Regions from separate parts of the Homo sapiens genome. Here region 2 is linked to region 1. A link is an interaction called in ENCODE POLR2A ChIA-PET data of the cell type or tissue named here. Cell type or tissue: endothelial cell of umbilical vein. All regions are shown on one strand. Each heading gives the region's core, and the rest is flanking DNA. Links, peaks and the distances in the headings are about the cores only. Region 1 overlaps NAA25 (N-alpha-acetyltransferase 25, NatB auxiliary subunit). Region 2 overlaps HECTD4 (HECT domain E3 ubiquitin protein ligase 4).

Region 1 (4,392 bases), core at 79-4,078:
CAACACAGCAAGACACCATCTCTAGAAAAAATTTAAAAATTTGGCCAGGCGCGGTGGTTCACACCTGTAATCCCAGCACTTTGGGAGGCCGAGGCGGGCGGATCACGAGGTCAGGAGATTGAGACCATCCTGGCTAACACGGTGAAACCCCATCTCTACTAAAAATACAAAAAATTAGCCGGGCATGGTGGCGGGTGCCTGTAGTCCCAGCTACTCGTGAGGCTGAGGCAGGAGAATGGCGTGAACCCAGGAGGTGGGGCTTGCAGTGAGCTGAGATCGCGCCACTGCACTCCAGCCTGAGTGACAGAGTGAGACTCCGTCTAAAAAAAAAAAGAATTAAAAAAATTTGTCAGGTACGGTGGCGCATGCCTATAGTCCCAGCTACTTGGGAGGTCTGCTTGAGCTTGGGAGGTAGAGGCTGCAGTGAGCTATGATTGCACTACTGCACTCCAGCCTGGGTGGCAGAGCAAGACCTTGTCTCAAAAAAAAAACAAAAACAAACAAACAAAAAAAAAAAAACAAGAAATGAACTATCAAGCACAAAAGACAGAGAGAAAGAAAAAAAAAGACATGGAGGAAGCCTTATATTCATATTGCTAAGGGAAAAAAACCCAATCTGAAAAGGCTATATACTATATAACTCCTACATGGCATTCTGGAAAAGGTGAAAAACTATACAGATAGTAAAATCATCAGTGGTTGACAGAGGATGGAGGTTGGGATGGATAGGTGGAGCACAGGGGATTTTTAGGGCACTGAAACATTCTATATAATACTGTAATGGTGGATATAGGTCTTCATACATTTGTCAAACCCAGAGAATACACAACACAAAGAATGAAGCCTAAACTATTTACGGATTTTAATTAACAATTATGTATCATGTTGGCTCAGCAATGGTAACAAACGTATATGAATCCAAGTTGTTAATAATAAGGGAAACCATGGGGATGGGGAGAGGGAGTATTTGGGAACTCTGTACTTTCTACTCATTTTTCTGTAAACCATAAAGCAGTTTTATGCTCTAAAAACAGTCTATTAATTCTTTTAAAAAGTCTAACAAAAGCAAAGATTCATTTCTAGAGAAGAAAAATGAGAAGTGTTATAAATGGGAAAACAGTACAGTAGCTGTCAATTCTAAATATACAATGATGACTGAACACAGGCCAGTTCACAATCCTCTACCACTACCAGGTTCCTCTTTGCTCATCAAAGTTCCCTATCAGCAAAGGCACAGACAACTTAAAATAATCTATGACCCTGGTGGCTCAGAGTGTCCCACAGAACAGAAATAAACTTTCATTTTACTATACTAAATTTTTCTGCAATTAACACTTAACTAAAACTTAGTCTCATGAATGCATGAGTTCAATGCACTTAATGCACTTAATATTGATGAGCACCAATAATGCTAGGTAAAAAGATAAGAAGCCTTACTCTGTAGGAAATCACAATTTAGAGAGGAAGGCCAAAGACCTAATATTCTGGAGAGGCATTGGAGAATCACAGATATCTAAAAGCACATAATCTTGGCCTAAATACCTAAACATCTAATACCAGTTTTCTTAAATCCTTAGCTGAACTGACAGGCCATCATTTGTCCTTATAAACTATCTGACAAAGATAAACCAGCTCAATAAACGACACCCTCTCTTCCTCATAACTTGATGCTGATCTCATTCTGAGTCAGTTCTAAGTCATTGCTGACTCAGTGGTCCTGCAAGGTTCCAGGTTCATAGAACCTATCTTGAAGCCTTCTCAAAGGGTAAACATCTTTGATGAGACCCATCTCTGAAGGTCTGCCCATAAATGGATCAGACCAGAGGTTAGGACTATAAGGGTATTTTTCCCTTCCCCTCTGTAGTTGACGAGGTTCTGATATAATGTACCTACTTGCCCATGCCCTCTTGTCTGGAAATGGTTTCCAGTGCCCCTGCTGAAGGGGTAGGACTAGATGACCATGTCTAGACCATGTAACTGCAGCCCACCCCAGGTTGGACATTTGATCCAAGCTGGGTAAATCAGGTTTCTTCCTGGTACTCTCTAACTATAAAACTGAAAGCCAGAGTCAGTAAGTTACAAGGAACCTCAGGTGGAAAATCTTAAAAATTTTAAGTCTGAGTTTACCAGTGGCAGCTCCAGAATTTCTATTTTGAAGGCACTTTCGGGGATGCAAGTTGATTGATGTGCAGCAAAGAAAAAGAGTTGTCTCGGCCAGGCGTGGTGGCTCACGGCTGTAATCCCAGCACTTTGGGAAGCTGAGGCGGGTGGATCATGAGGTCAGGAGATCGAGACCATCCTGGCTAACACGGTGAAAGCCCATCTCTACTAAAAATACAAAAAATTAGCCGGGCGTGGTGGCGGGCGCCTGTAGTCCCAGCTACTCGGGAGGCTGAGGTAGGAGAATGGCGTGAACCCTGGAGGCGGAGGTTTCAGTAAGCCAAGATTGCGCCACTGCACTCCAGCCTGGGAGACAGAGCGAGACTCCGTCTCAAAAAAAAAAAAAAAAAAAGAGTTGTCTCTTGACTCTTTATTCACACAGCATTTATATAAAAATGAAAAATGTCAATTACCTTTATTGGAAAATCTAGAGAAATTAAGCTTACGGGTGAGGCTAATGAACCCTCCCTTCTCCAGCCACAGCTTGGTGTGGCTACAAAAGTCAACATGTTGGGTTCTGGGTAAGTTGATGAGTAAGCAGGAAAAAACATTATGAAGAACCGAGCAGACCCGGCGGCTCATGCCTGTAATTCCAGCACTTTGGGAGGCAGAGGCAGACAGATCCCTTGAGGTCAGGAGTTCAAGACCAGCCTGGCCAACACGGTGAAACCCCGTCTCTACCAAAAAAAGTACAAAAATTAGCTGGGCTTGGTGGCGCACGCCTGTAATCCCAGCTACTTGGGAGGCTGAGGCCTAAGAATCACTTGAACCCGGGAGGCGGAGGTTGCAATGAGCTGAGATTGTGCCACTGCACTCCAGCCTGGCAACAGAGCAAGACTCCATCTCAAAAAAAAAAAAAAAAAAAAAACCAAGCAGAGAAATGAATAGACACAGAGAAAAGCAGAGATGAGCAACTGAAAAAGAAGCTTCAGGTCCTGACAACTTTCTCATTTCCATCAGGTCCTGGGGCACTACACTCTTGCCTTGGCTCCCACAAGGATTTACAGTAACCGTCTTTACTTGCGCTGGTATCAAAGAGATTGTTTCTTCACCTGAAAGAGTTTAAAACACTTTACCACATTCAGCCAGGTATCAGGCTCCCATTTCCTGGACCTAGGAGAGTGTGATTAATTAGCTGCTAAGTCTCTTGGGAAAGTTTATTTTCATTTTACATTACTAAATCTGTAATATAAGTTAAGTAGTCCTTGGAGAAAACAAGCCAATAAAAACGATATCCTAAATCTGTCTTCTTAGTAAGTCTTTTTAAAAAGCTACTCAAGGGGAATTGTAGTTTGGCCATGAGGAATGGTGCTGTTCCCTTAATAACAGGAGTCAGCCAAAATCAGCCATCCACAGATCAGGCAATGGAAACAATAAGATGTATTGGTTAAAGCAGTATTTTCCAAAGCACGGGTGAGTGCCATTCCAAATGAAATGTTTTTAGTCCTTGCAGACAGCCCTAGATAATACTCACAGTGAAAAAGTCAATCTCTTTCTTTCTTTTTTTTGAGACTCGCTCTGTTGCCCAGGCTAGAGTGCAGTTGCGCGATCCCAGCTCACTGCAACCTCCGCCTCCAAGGTTCAACTGGGATTGTGCTAAGATTACAGGCGTGAGCCACCACGCCTGGCCCTAATCTCTTTTCTAATACTTCCTTTACATTAAGGAGAAAGTGTCAGTTTGGTGCTAGCCTACTATTTCTCTAAAAATTGCTAGTATCTTTTTTTTTTTTTGGAGACAGAGTCTCACTCTGTCGCCAGGCTGGAGTGCAGTGGCATGATCTCGATTCACTGCAACCTCCACCTCCTAGATTAAAGCAATTCTCCTGCCTCAGCCTCCTGAGTAGCTGGGACTACAGGTGCGCACCACCACACCCAGCTAATTTTTTTTGTACTTTTAGTAGAGACGGGGTTTCACCATGTTGGCCAGGATGGTCTCAATCTCTTGACCTCGTGATCCGTCTGCCTCGGTCTCCCAAAGTGCTGGGATTATAGGCATGAGCTGTCGCACTCGGCCTTTTTTTTTTTCCAGAAGGAAGGAATAGGTCCTGAAGTTTCACAAGTATCAGAATCTGGTTAATAACATTGTTTAGTTTTCATTGTACTTTACTTTTACAGTTTTATTTTCCTACAGCAAGTGATACAAGTTTTCCACTCATAGCAATAATATAATTATAAAATAAATTTAATTTTAAAAGTCACCTTGGAGAAAAATATTAACTGATAGCACAGATA
Region 2 (4,392 bases), core at 124-4,123, 120 kb after region 1:
CACACCTTGTGGGAGGCTACTGCTCTCTGTCACACTGAGCTACTTCTTTTACTTACTTATGGAAAAGACAAGTGCCCACTGGATTAGTCCAAGCCCCATCTCGCTTCTCTGCTTCTGTAGTGAAGCCAAAGGAAACTATGGGTCCGGTGTCATCATCGGTGTCTCCATAGGAAACGATTTCAATTTCCCAGTAAAAAGACGGGGCCTGAAGAGATGCCAGAAGAGAGCAGCAATCAGAGGGCTAATCCTGGGCCTGAGACCTGCTTTTTCTTTCAAATCTGAAGATGCAAAAGACAGTGTGTCATGTGATGTCTCACCTGAACTGGCAGTGGTGAAGTGGCATAGATAAAAGTGCCCCGGGGCAGGCCTCCCCCAGCGCTGGGGTCAGCCAGGAAGGTGACTGAGGTAAGGTGAGATGAGAACATGCAGGCTCGAACAGGCGGAAACACTCGCGAGGGGCTCCAAGTAATCTCTTTGGGCTGCATCAGGGAGAAAAACCCATATTCAGTAGAACTGCAAACACAATCCCTTTACTCTCTCAAAGAAGAAAAAAATTTTATCTGATGGTATTAAAATATAGGCATACACACACACACACACATACACACACACACACACATACACACACACACACACACACAATTTATTTATTTAGAGACAGAGTCTCACTCCTATCACCCAGACTGGAGTGCAGTGGTGCAATCATAGCTCGCTGCAGCCTCAAGCTCCTGGGCTCAAGTGGTCCTCTTGCTTCAGCCTCCCCAGTAGCTGGGACTACAGGTGTGCATCACCACACCCAGCTAATTTTTGTATTTTTTGTAAAGATGAGATCTTGCTATATTGCCCAGGCTGATCTCAAACTCCTGGGCTCAAGCTATCTGTCTGTCTTGGCCTTCCAAAGTGCTAGGATTATAGGCGTGAGCCGCCATGCCCAGCCAGGCACATATATTTTTTAAAAAGTGTATCTTTTTTCCAAATAAAATTTTTACTATCCCTTTAAGACACTATTTATCTTCCATTATCATCAATTCCAAGGTCTGGTCCCCATCCTCTTATAGCCCCCATGTAGTTACTGAACAAATTTTAGTACAATTTATAAATGCATGACTTAATATTCAGCTCAAGGCTAAGCAGGGGAACCATGGTGACACTTCCTTTTTCTTTTTTTAAAGGTTAGTTGTCTTGCTTTCTCAGTTTTATTTTTAATCATTCTAATCATAAAAATCTCAAGCTTCTCTATCAGATAAAAGCAACTTTTAAAAAATTTATTATTATTTTTTTATTTTTTGAGACAGTCTCATTCTGTCATCCAGGCTGCAGAATCCCAGCTACTCAGGAGGCTGAGGTAGGAGAATCAGTTGAACCCGGGAGGTGGAGGTTGCAGTGAGCTAAGATCAGGCCACTGCACTCCAGCCTGGGTGACAGAGTGAGACTCCATTTCAAAAAAAAAAAAAAAATTCATATAACACACAATTCACCCATTTGAAGTGTATAAGTCAATGTTTTGTTTTGATTTTTAATATTTATGGGTACATGGTAGGTGTATATATTTATGGGGTAAGTCAATGGTTTTTAATATATTCACAGAGTTGTGCAACCATTATCGTGATCTAATTTTAGAACATTTTTGTCCCTACTGAAGGAAATTCCATACCCTTTAGTAGTCAATCGCCGTTCCTCTCTTCCCTTAACTCTCCTTTGCCCCCACAGCTCCTGGCAATCACTAATCTATTTTCTATGTCTATGGATTTACCTGCACTAGACATTTCATATAAATGGAATTTATATAAGATGTGGTCTTTTGTGTCTGGCTTCTTTCACTTACTGTAATTTCAAGTTCATTCATGTTGTAGCATATATCAATACCTCATTCCTTTTTATGAACAAATGATATTCCATTACATGGCTATTGCATATTTTATTTATTCATCAGTTGATGTATATTTGCAGTTTCCACTTTTTGGCTGTTGTGAATAATGCTGCTAAGAACATTAATAGATGTACCAATTTTTAACATTTTGCCCCTCTTTTTTTTTTGGACAGAGTCTTGCTCTGTCACCCAGGCTGGAGTGCAGTGGCACAATCTCAGCTTACTGCAACCTCTACCTCCCAGGTTGAAGCGATTCTCCTGCCTCAGCCTCCCAAGTAGCTGGGATTACTGATGTGCACCACCATGCCCAGCTAATTTTAGTATTTTTAGTAGAGATGGGTTTCAACATGTTGGCCAGGCTGGTCTCAAACTTCCGGCCTCATGTGATCTGCCCAGCATGGCCTCTCAAAATGTTGGGATTACAGGCGTGAGCCACCATGCCCAGCCCACTTTTGTTTTTTAATTACTCACTTATGTTCTCTGTTATGAAACTGACTGTATCTCTAAACTTAAAAAAAAAAAGCTTTCTTTTTGTTATTGACAGCACAAAGAAGCTATTTATAAATTATGAAGTTTCGCTCCCCTGCTATAATTTTCCAATATTCAGAATGTCAGCTCAATTTGCTCTGACATTCAAAGATGAGAGCATGGCACCGCAAAGAGGGCATGTCACTGCAAAAGAATGCACCTCCAAACGGCTTTGCAAACACTTATTCTAAATGTCCTTAACTTGCTGCTGGCCTTACTCAGTGATGTGTGTGGAGGCTGCAGGAGGCGCGAAGCACCGCAGAGGGCTCACCTGTCTTCGGTCAGCCTGCAAAGGAGGTGGTGGGGGCCGAGCACAGTCCCGGTAGAGCATCCTCAGCCGTTCACACTGTACCTCCACAACTGCAAGTCGCTCTCCTGTAGAGGGCACATGTTGAATCTGTGAAAACAACTCCCGCAACTCCCAAGTGGGTGCTGACTCTTTTGGAGCAGCATCAAAACAATAAAATGCACTTATAGAGCTCATTGAATTTTTTTTTTTTTTTGAGACAGAGTTTCGTTCTATTGCCCAGGCTGGAGTGCAGTGGCGCGGTCCTGGCTTACTGCAACCTCTGCCTCCTGGGTTCAAGAGATTCTCCTGCCTTAGCCTCCCAAGTAGCTGGGATTACAGGCACATGCCACCGCGCCCGGTTAATTTTTGTATTTTTAGTAGAGACAGGGTTTCACCATGTTGGCCAGGCTGGTCTCGAACTCCTGACCTCAGGTGATCCGCCTGCCTCAGCCTCCCAAAGTGCTGGGATTACAGGCTTGAGCCACCGCGCCCAGCCTGAAATTCTTATAAAACAACAAATACCCCGAGACATCTTTGTCTTCCATAACGTAGCCCAGCATCACAACAATGAGGGCAAGTGCTTAGCCTCTGGTGCAGTCCAACTCCTGGATTCAGAACCTGGCCCCAGTACTCAGTATTTATCATCTCACTTGCAATACTGGGTAACAACAGCACCTGTGTCTCACAGGGCTGTTGTGAAGATGTGATGAAATAACTTAAGTAAAGCCCTTGGCTAAGTCCCTAGCACAGGCATTCAATAAATGTGTTGTTATTCTCATCATCTAATAAATGAAGACTATTATTCTTATCACCTAAATTAATTTTTAAAAATCTAATATCTATGGAGCACCTGCTATGAGCAAGGCACACTGCGAAGTGTTGGAGAACACAAAGATATATGAGCCAAAGCCCCTACTATGGAGGGAAAATAAGATGCGCACACACGCAGACCACACACAGGCACACACACACAGTAAAGAGCACAGTGCTGGGCTGCAGTATGTGATTATGTAATATAAGGTACAAGCAGAGGCACAGGTGAATGAGCAGTGACTTCATTCGAGCATCCAGAAAGGCTTAATGAAAACATCATTAAGTTAGATCTTAAGAAAGCCAGGTGCGGTGGCTCATGCCTGTAATCCCAGCACTTTGGGAGGCTGAGGCAGACGGATCACTTGAGGCCAGAAGTTCAAAACCAGCCTGGCCAACACAGCAAACCACCATGTCTACAAAAAATACAAAAATTAGCCAGGCATGGTGGCACATGCTTGTAATCCCAGCTACTCGGGAGGGTGAGGCATGATAATCGCTTGAACCCAGGAGGCAGAGGTTGCAGTGAGCTGACATCATGCCACTGCATTCCAGCCTGGGTGACAGAGTGAGACTCTGTCTCTAAATAAATAAACAAGAGATAAGAAGCACCTGCCCTGGCCCTGCATGGTGGTGCATGCCTGTAATTCCAGCACTTCGGGAGGCTGAGGCAGGAGGACTGCTTAAGCCCAGGAGTTTGAGACCAGCCTGGGAGACATAGTGAGACCCCGTCTCTACAAATTTTTATTTTTTTGAGACAAGGTCTCTCGCTCTGTTGCCCAGGCTGGAGTGCAATGGCGCAATCTCGGCTCACTGCAACCTCTGCTTCCCAGGCTCAAGTGATCCTCCCACCTCAGCCTCCCAAGCAGGTGGGACCACAGGCGTGAGCCACCAC

The links. Peaks named below come from ENCODE experiments on the same cell type or tissue, not always from the same donor. Only the 100,000 strongest peaks of a DNase experiment are listed, where the experiment ranks them.
Region 2: POLR2A ChIA-PET joins it to region 1 with 7 read pairs; 3 of 35 experiments call an interaction of 5 or more read pairs at or near these places.

Annotation. Positions count from the first base shown.
Region 1 is chr12:112,095,114-112,099,505 of GRCh38, forward strand. All of the region lies in intron 1 of NAA25 (N-alpha-acetyltransferase 25, NatB auxiliary subunit), which reads right to left. Among named protein-coding and RNA genes, the nearest start is that of NAA25, 11 kb to the right of the region's middle. In endothelial cell of umbilical vein, for the core only: no CTCF peak of the experiment used is centred there; a DNase peak (open chromatin) is centred at 1,688.
Region 2 is chr12:112,216,717-112,221,108 of GRCh38, forward strand. It overlaps HECTD4 (HECT domain E3 ubiquitin protein ligase 4), which reads right to left. Exons shown (of 76, transcript NM_001388303.1): 45 at 2,670-2,773; 46 at 318-479; 47 at 57-205. Among named protein-coding and RNA genes, the nearest start is that of MIR6861, 56 kb to the left of the region's middle. In endothelial cell of umbilical vein, for the core only: no CTCF peak of the experiment used is centred there; no DNase peak of the experiment used is centred there.